2 separate regions of the Homo sapiens genome follow, and region 2 is linked to region 1. Evidence: read pairs that join two places in POLR2A ChIA-PET (ENCODE). Cell type or tissue: MCF 10A. All regions are shown on one strand. Each heading gives the region's core, and the rest is flanking DNA. Links, peaks and the distances in the headings are about the cores only.

Evidence for each region. Peaks named below come from ENCODE experiments on the same cell type or tissue, not always from the same donor. Only the 100,000 strongest peaks of a DNase experiment are listed, where the experiment ranks them.
Region 2: POLR2A ChIA-PET joins it to region 1 with 5 read pairs; 9 of 35 experiments call an interaction of 5 or more read pairs at or near these places.

What each region holds. Positions count from the first base shown.
Region 1 is chr14:60,176,994-60,181,401 of GRCh38, reverse strand. It overlaps the pseudogene PSMA3P1. Among named protein-coding and RNA genes, the nearest start is that of DHRS7, 14 kb to the right of the region's middle. In MCF 10A, for the core only: no CTCF peak of the experiment used is centred there; a DNase peak (open chromatin) is centred at 1,691.
Region 2 is chr14:60,096,525-60,100,932 of GRCh38, reverse strand. All of the region lies in intron 1 of PCNX4 (pecanex 4), which reads right to left. Among named protein-coding and RNA genes, the nearest start is that of PCNX4, 6.8 kb to the right of the region's middle. In MCF 10A, for the core only: no CTCF peak of the experiment used is centred there; no DNase peak of the experiment used is centred there.

The DNA of each region.
Region 1 (4,408 bases), core at 123-4,122:
AGATGATAGGGAGTTATTGTTTAATGGGTACAGAGTTTCAGTTTGAGATAATGAAAAAATGTTTGCAAATTTGGATCACATTTGCACAACAATTTGATTATACTTAAGGCCATTGAATTGTATATTTAAAAATAGTTAAAATGGTAAATTTTGTTATGTATATTTTACCATGATAAAGAATAAATGGAAAAAAAGAGTAATCTCTAGCTACAGAGATGAAATACAGCACAGTGAGAAAAAGCACAGATTCTAGAGTTCCACCTCCTACAAATCCCAGCCCTGCCATTTACTAGCTGCAATGACATTAACTTCTCTATCCCTCAGTTTTCTCACTTGTAAAATGAACATAATAACAACACTATCTCACAGGATTGTTCAGAAGACTAAACGATTTCATATTTGTAAAACATGCAGAAAAATACCTGGCTATAGAAGAGTTTATTAAATAAATATTATAATACTGTTCTTTATCTTGCTTTTAAGTTTCCATTTTTGACAAAAAATTATAAAGCATGCAAAGAAACAAGAAAGTATGGCCCATTCACAAAAGAAATGAACAAAAACTATCTCTGAGGAAGCACAGACATTGGACTACCTAGTCAAACTGTCTTAAATATGCACAAAGAGCTAAAGGAAACCATGGAGAAAGTGTGAGAGAAAATCAGGGAAATGATAAATGAATAGAAAATATCAATAAAAAATAGAAATTATAAAAAGAAACCAGACAGAAATTCTCGACCTGAAAAGTAGAGTAACTGAAATAAAAATTTCTCTAGAGAATTTTAATAGCATATTTGAGCAGGATGATAGAAAGAATTAGCAAACATAAAGATAGGTCCTTTGAAATTATTCAGTCAAGGAATGCAGAAAAACAAACAGTGCCTGAGAGACCTATGGGATGCCATTAAGCAAACCAAATACACATATTGGGAATCCCAGTAGGAGAGGACAGGACAAAGTGGTCAGAAAAAAATATTTGAACAAATAATGGCTTAAAATTTCCTGAATTTGATTTTTAAAAATTAAAACATGAATTTAAGCATTTAAGGAGCTCAATTAACTCCAAGAAGGATAAATGCAAAAGGAATCATGCCAGGACACATAATCAAATTATCAAAAGACAAAGATGGAGAAGCAACTCATCATGTACAAGTGATCTTTAATAAGACTGATGGCGGGTTCCTCATTAGAAATCATGGAGGCCAGAAAGTAGTGGGGTAATATTTTTAATTTTTAAAATTATCTTGTTGTTGTTTCTGTTTTGTCTTTTACAAGATGAAAATTTAATAAAAAATTGGTCAGTGGGTATGTGTAATCCACAGGGCTATATAGTTACGCGGGATTGTAATAGGAATTTAACATAGAATAGATACTGGAGTAAATTTTACATATTATCATCATCTGACCTGTCTTCTTCACTCAAGGATTCTTTAGCATATTTATCTGCTTATTCCCTTATATCTTTTGAAACAATTTCATGTCTTCCTTTAGTTAAACCACTAACCCAGCTGAGTTCGTAAACTTTATCCTTAGCGTCATCATGTACTATGTAAATTACTTGAGCAACTTCTGTAACAGTATCATAGCAGGTCATTTCTTTCATCTGAAGCTTTTCTATTTCTGTTTTACAGCTTGCCTGGCTTTGCCAGTGGCACAGGCCCAATAACCATATAAAACACCTGATGAGTCAATCATGGAAAATTGTGCACTGTCATTCATACTGTAAGACCCTAACATGAAACTGAAGGCAAAAGATCTAACAGCACTGTAGAGTGTATATGCATGTACATACATGTCCACTCTGTTTGCAAGATGTTTTAGTGGAGTGTTATAACCAAAGTCAGATTTAAAGTTGGAAACTTCTTCTCTTGCTATGTCTGCTAAAGAACAAGCATCTGCCTACAAACCTGCTGCCAGCATTCCAACATTCCGATCCAATGTGCTGATCAACATTAATAAGTCGTTTGTTGGAAACTCCTTCATAAAGTTTAGAAAGCACTAATTTTTTAGACCCCAAAGACATTGCTATGTTTATATATGATTTCAATCACTGTACGATTTCCCACAGCCTTCATAGCCCCATTTATATTTCTTATAGATGAAACAAATATGACAAATTGCTAATAGTTAGTGGGTATATGGATGATCATGTACTATTCTTTTAACTTTTGTATATTTGGAAAGTTTTGTAGTAAAAAATGGAGGGTAAAAGAAACAGAATATTCTTCACCTAAAGATTCTGCCTATCTATCTATCTATAAAAAACTTCAGCAAACATAATCCTAAATCAGAAAAATTTTAAGCTTTCCTAATAAAGTTAGGGACTAGGCAATGTTACCCATTTTATCACTTCAAGTCAACACTGTATTAGAAATTCCTGACAGTGCAAAAAAAAAAAAAAGAAATCAAGACATAAGTATTGGAAAAAGAAATTAGACTATCATTATATTATTAATAATAGGTTTAATTACATAGAAAACATATAGAATTTAAAAATAGGATAATTTAGCACAGTGCCTTGTTATCGAAGCAATTTATAATAGTTAATTTCATATTCATATACCAGCAGCAAGTAACTAGAAAACACAATTTAAAAGAACACAAAATTTGAAATAGCATGAAGTAATACGGAGTACAAAGGAACAAACACAGCCATGTGTTGCTTAATGATGAGAATACTTTCTGAGAAATGGGTTGTTAGGCGATTCTGTCATTATATCAACATCGTAGAGTGTACTTAAACAAACCTAGATGGTATAGCTTACTACACACCTAGGATAGATACTATACCCTAGGCTACAAACCTGTATAGCATGTTACTGTACTGAATACTGTAGGCAATTAAAACACAATGGTAAGTATTTGCATATCTAAACAAACCTAAATATACTCTTAATTCGGCAATTTTACTCTTAGGAATTCATCTCATAGAAATAACAGCATCAGTATATAAGGAACACAGATACACATGGATATAAACCATTGGTTGTAGTTATTTAATACAAAAAGGAAACAGTTTTAATGCCCATCAGTAATGGATATGATTGAATAATTGTGGTATATCTATTCAATGGAATAGTAGACAGTGATTAAAAAGAAAGTGTCAAATCTACTAAATCTATCTGGAGGGATGTTCATGATATTGGTAAACTGGAAAAGCAAGTCTCAGTGTGAAGTGTATAATACAATACTGTTTTTATAAGTTCAAGCAAAAAACCATAGGGATATTGCTGATATTTGATCATTTTTAAATGAAATGAAAATGGAAATTACATAAAATTAATTATAATATTTGGGAATGTTTATATGAGAAAGGGAATGTTGTAGGAAGGCTCATCCCAGGCTCTGAGCTATGGTTAGCCTACTGTGGTAGGTGAGAGTTCACACAGGGAAGGTCATCTACTTTTCCTTATGCCTTCCTGCATCATTTATTTACATGGATTGCAATAAACTTTTGCTATTTTTAATTTTAAAAAAATCTATTAATGTTAATTTATAAAAATGAAAAAGTTTTTTATTTGAAATCTAATTTTCATCATTTCAAAGCAAGTGTTTCATTATACTGGCAACTGACTTCTGAAAAGGTAAGTTTCAGAATGTAACATGCACTTCCTAATTTAATGCCTAATGGATAACTAAATGAATAAATGAGTTATAGCATTTTGATACCTCCCCCCCCCCCACATGCATACTTCACAGCATTATTTTAATCTAATCATTAAAGTAAAAGGCCCATTCACCAGAATGTAAGTTCCATGAGGGAAGGAATTTTTGTCTGTTCTATCCATTGTTGTATTTACAGCTCATAAGCTGTTATATAGTGAGTGCAATTGTTTTTAAATGAATAAATGAATGCTTTGGTAGGGAGTGAAAAGGAAGATGAAAATTCTCCAGTAGTTTGTGTGATTCTGTGAGATGGCAGACAGTGGTAATGATGGTTTTGTATCAACTTGGGTGAGATAAGGAAATTGGTACTTTTACAATATGGTACCAAATTTTCTGTACCTAATCAACAAAAGGCAACAATATTTTTCTTTTCCTATTTGAATTAGATTTCTCTTTAATTACTCATCACTGCTGATTAATATAATAGGTTACTGATACTCTAAAGAAATACAACACACCAACGGCTGCTCCCTTTGGCAAAGTTCAGGGGTTTTATTTGTTTGTTGGGGACAGGATGTTGCTCTGTCACTCAGGCTGGAGTGCAGTGGCCCCATCAAGGCTCACTGCAACCTTGATCTCCTGGGCTCAAGTGATCCTCCCACCTCAGCCTTCTGAGTAGCTGGGACTACAGTTGCATGTCATCACACCTGCCTAATTTTTTACTGTTTTGTAGAGACAGTGTCTCACCATGTTGCCCAGGCTGGTCTCTAACTCCTGGGTTCAAGTGATACTCCCACCTTGG
Region 2 (4,408 bases), core at 122-4,121, 80 kb after region 1:
TCTGGAAAGGAAGGAAGGAAAACAAAGGGGAAAGGGGACTCATTATAGAATGTGGATTTTTCCCACAAGAGACTTTGCAGGGCAATTTCAAGGTATGGCAAGGAAATATATTTTTGGGTAAAACATTTTTATTTTCTTCCTTGTTATGCCAGAGTCAGATTGGAAAGTCAAGATATACAGGGTTAAATAAAACCCACCTGATGAGAATTTATGATTTGTAGGGCATGACTCTCTAGGCCCCTTAGACAGGAATTTGGGCAAGATTTAACAAATCAGAGCTGAGTCCTCAAAATCCTATTATTGTTTCATGAATATGGTTTAAGAATATTAATTACGGAGGGCACGGTGGCTCATGCCTGTAATCCCAGCACTTTGAGAGGCTGAGGTGGGCAGATCACCTGAGGTCGGGAGTTCAAGACCAGCCTGGCCAACAGGGCAAAACCCCATTTCTACTAAAAATACAAAAGTTAGCCAAGCATGGTGGTGGGTGCCTGTAATCCCAGCTACTTGGGAGGCTGAGGCGGGAGAATCACTTGAACCTGGGAGACAGAGGTTGTAGTGAGCCAAGATGGCGCGATTACACTCCAGCCTAGGTGACAAGAGTGAAACTCCGTCTCAAAAATTAAAAAACAAAATTAATTACAAGTATGTATATATGTTTGGGGGCGTGTGTGTGTGCAGAAAAATGGTATTTTTTTTTTGTAAATTGGCTCATGTCCTTTGCCTATTTTTCTATTGAAGTGATCATTTTTGAACATTTTTCTTACGAATTTGGAAGAACTTTTCATATATGAAGGGCATTAGCTCTTTGACATGACGGTTTTCTTTTCTTCCTGTTACTTTGTCCTTTTCTTTCATTTTCTTTTTTGAGACAGAGTCTCAGTCTGTCACCCAGGCTGGAGTGCAGTAGCATGATCTTGGCTCACTGTAACCTCTGCCTCCTAGGTTCAAGCGATTCTTGTGCCTCAGCCTCCCAAGTAGCCGGGACGAAAGGTATGAGCCACCACCCCTGACTAATTTTTTTTTTCCCCAGTAGAGATAGTGTTTCACTACGTTGGCCAGGCTGGTCTCGAACTCCTAACCTCAAGAGATCTGCCTGCCTCAGCCTCCCAAAGTGCTGGAATTAGGGATTACAGGCATGAGCCACTGCACCTGACCATTACCTTTTTCTTAAAGCACTGTTAGAAGATGCTAGAAAAGATTAAATATTTAAATTTTGATAGTTGTTAAATATAGGCCAAATGTGTTACTCTTCCTTCTATGAAGAAACAGCTAAAAGATAAATTATTACTTCCCACAATTTCAACTTTTAGTTACAAACTTTTGGGTACCTACAATGTGCTCAGTGATAATACTGCTCTCTCTAACCCAAAGGTTACAATCCAGTAAATCTCATTTTCCCTTCAAATAACTGTTTTTGGTAGAAGCAATTCTGGAATTCTTTCAATTTTCATTATTAAGCAAGAAAGATAAAGTTAATTTATAAATAACCTAAACAAAATTAAACTTATCAAGAAAAACTAATTTCTGCTTGTTTAAAAATGATTAGACAAACTTTCAGTAATAAATACAATGTATTCATCCATATTCCTAAAAAGTATTTTACAAAATCTGCAAGGAAATATACCAAAGTTTTACATTTCCAAGCATTACCAAATTTAGTAATTTGGAAAACGGAAAATTTTATACCTGGAAAAGAAAACAAACTGGCCTACACCTAAGTACTCAAAAGCATGATATGAAAGAACTTAATTTTCAGTTGCTCTGGATAAAAATCACTTGCTACTACTAGAGCAATTCTAAAAAGTATGCATACATGAAGTTTTTTTGATAGCCAAGTGCTATCTGTTGAGGGTACCAGTAGGAATCCAGAGATGCAAAGATAGCTACCATTATAATCCGGAAAATACTCTATGGAATCTTAACCGAATGCCATGCCATGGATAGACAGCTAAATTCTGGAGTCTTTTCTTTCTTTTTTTTTTTTTCTTTTTGAGACGGAGTTTCGCTGTTGTTGCCCAGGCTGGAGTACAATGGCATGATCTCGGCTCACTGCAACCTCCGCCTCTCGGGTTCAAGCGATTCTCCTGCCTCAGCCTCCGGAGTAGCTGGGATTACAGGCATGCACCACCACGCTCAGCTAATTTTGTATTTTGAGCAGAGAAGGGGTTTCACCATGTTGACCAGGCTGGTCTTGAACTCCTGAACTCAGGTGATCCACCCGCCTCATCCTCCCAAAGTGCTGGGATTACAGGTGTGAGCCACCGTGCCCAGCAAAAGACTTTTGATGTTTAAACAGAAACATATATTTCATGCTTTGGTTTACAAGTTATATGGTAAGCACCCCGCTCCCCAACCAAAGGAAAGTCTACCCAAGTACTAGAAAAGAAAGACTGAAAAGGAACAAGCACGTTAACATCTCTTTGGATCTATAAAAAGGTATTCACTCAAATTCAAGACTTTTGGAGGGTTTTTGAATAAGAGTGTTTTGTAAGGTCACAGTGTAAGTTAAAGAGGAAAGAAATACAAAGTGGCTCAACAGTCAAAGACAGGTTTGTTTTGGAGAATAAACCTGAGAGAGGCTTCTGGCTGATTTCAGTCAGGAAAGCTCTCTCTTACAGACTTACAGTATTTATTGGTGACAGAACTTATTACAGGTTTGGAATGTTTCTGCATGGGGGAGAAGCTTATGGTAGGGTTGGAATGTCTCTGGTCAGAAGGGAGGTTATCTTGGGGCTGACATCTCTCCAGCCAGGGGGAAGGTTATCTCGGGGCTGGCATGTCTCTGGTCCGGGAGGGGTTTCGAATGTTTCTGGTCAGAGATGTTGTGTGATTTATGTTCATGCTGACCTTAACCATAAGGCTGATGCCCTTTGGATTTTGGTGGGTTTTGATCAAGGTGAAACTTAAAATGATGGTCCTCGTCGAAGTCGAAGAGGGTGATGCTCCTGCTCTGTCAATCCAGACCCTGTAGTTATAAAAATGACGAGGGGCAGTGTGTTCTTTCTGGCTACTTCCTGCTGACAAGGGGACAGACAGTTTTTGGGTCTTGGATTGACTGCAGAAATAACACTGTAGATGTTTTTGGGTAGTTGTGTGTGAAATGGTCATGAGTCTGTCAGCTAAAAATCTTTGAAAAAGGTTAATTAGGCAGGGTAAGAACATTAGTCCTAGGCATATTATTAGGAGAGGGCCCAGGAATGGGGTGACCCATGCTATGATTCTGCTCCCAAACCAAGAATCTGTCTGGTTGTTTTGGTATTCCCTTAGCTTTTTAGACCTTTAAGTTTTTCAGCAGTCTCTTACTAGGCCTGATTGGTTGAGATAGAAACAACATTCCCTACCTAATGAGAGGCAGAGGCACATGTTTGGAAAGGCCCACATATTATCTTTTGTTAGTAACAGTTATTCCTGCTATGAGGATAATAATTAAGCAAAATGCTACAGCAATTGAGATTCCCTGTCAGATATTCCACCCTGAAGGTGCTATAGTATATAGTCCTACTGCAAATAGTAGAGTAAAGCAATTCCCACAAGGCGTAGTAAATAATTTCCATTATATTTAGGACGTTCCTTTGGGCTCTCAGGGGTTGCTTCCTCAGCTTTCCAGGCTTTGACTCAAGTGTGATGTATCCAGGAGTTGATTCCTGTAACAGATATTGTCTCAATTACCCTGGTTCCGTAGACTCACTAGACATGGGGTGAAGGATTCCGGGCACCCTCAGTTATTAGTTGTCAATGCCAGCAGTGAAGAGATTTCCTTCTGTGATGGTTGGGGGGTTTAGAGGCAGCGCCTGATAAAACATCTAGTTTTCAGTTCATAGGACTTTAAGGAAGCACAACTTATTTTAGAAACTTGTAGCCAGAAAAATCAGAATTTAAACTGTAGAAAATACTAAAAATTGGAAAACATGAGGCAAGACTAGAATTTAACAACAGGTGTGCTACAGTTTTTGAAACATAATTTTCTCTCTCCAGTTTCCCACTTATTAAAAGACAAGTCATGGTAGGACTGGTTTGCTTTACTATACTTGGCTTAATTATTTGGATACAGTACAGCAAGAATAATTATTTGTTACACAGGCCTTTTAAATTGGTATTGATTTATCTGGCTCACCCCTTCATTTGGCCAACTCAGCCAAAATGCTTTGTGTTGGGAGCAAAGAAATCACACCAAGGACCTATGTCCAAACAGTACGAGAGATATGGGGTGGATACCTGGAGAACGCTGTGACCACACTATCATATTACAAGACACTGAATGGCTTGCCACCCATTGGGTGCCAATGATCAGTTATTTATTGGCTAGCTCCAAATGGGACATATTGGCTATGTGGCACTAACTTATGGCCGTGGTTACCTCCAGAGTGGTTAGGACAATGTTCCCTATGTTATGCCTGGGCACAAG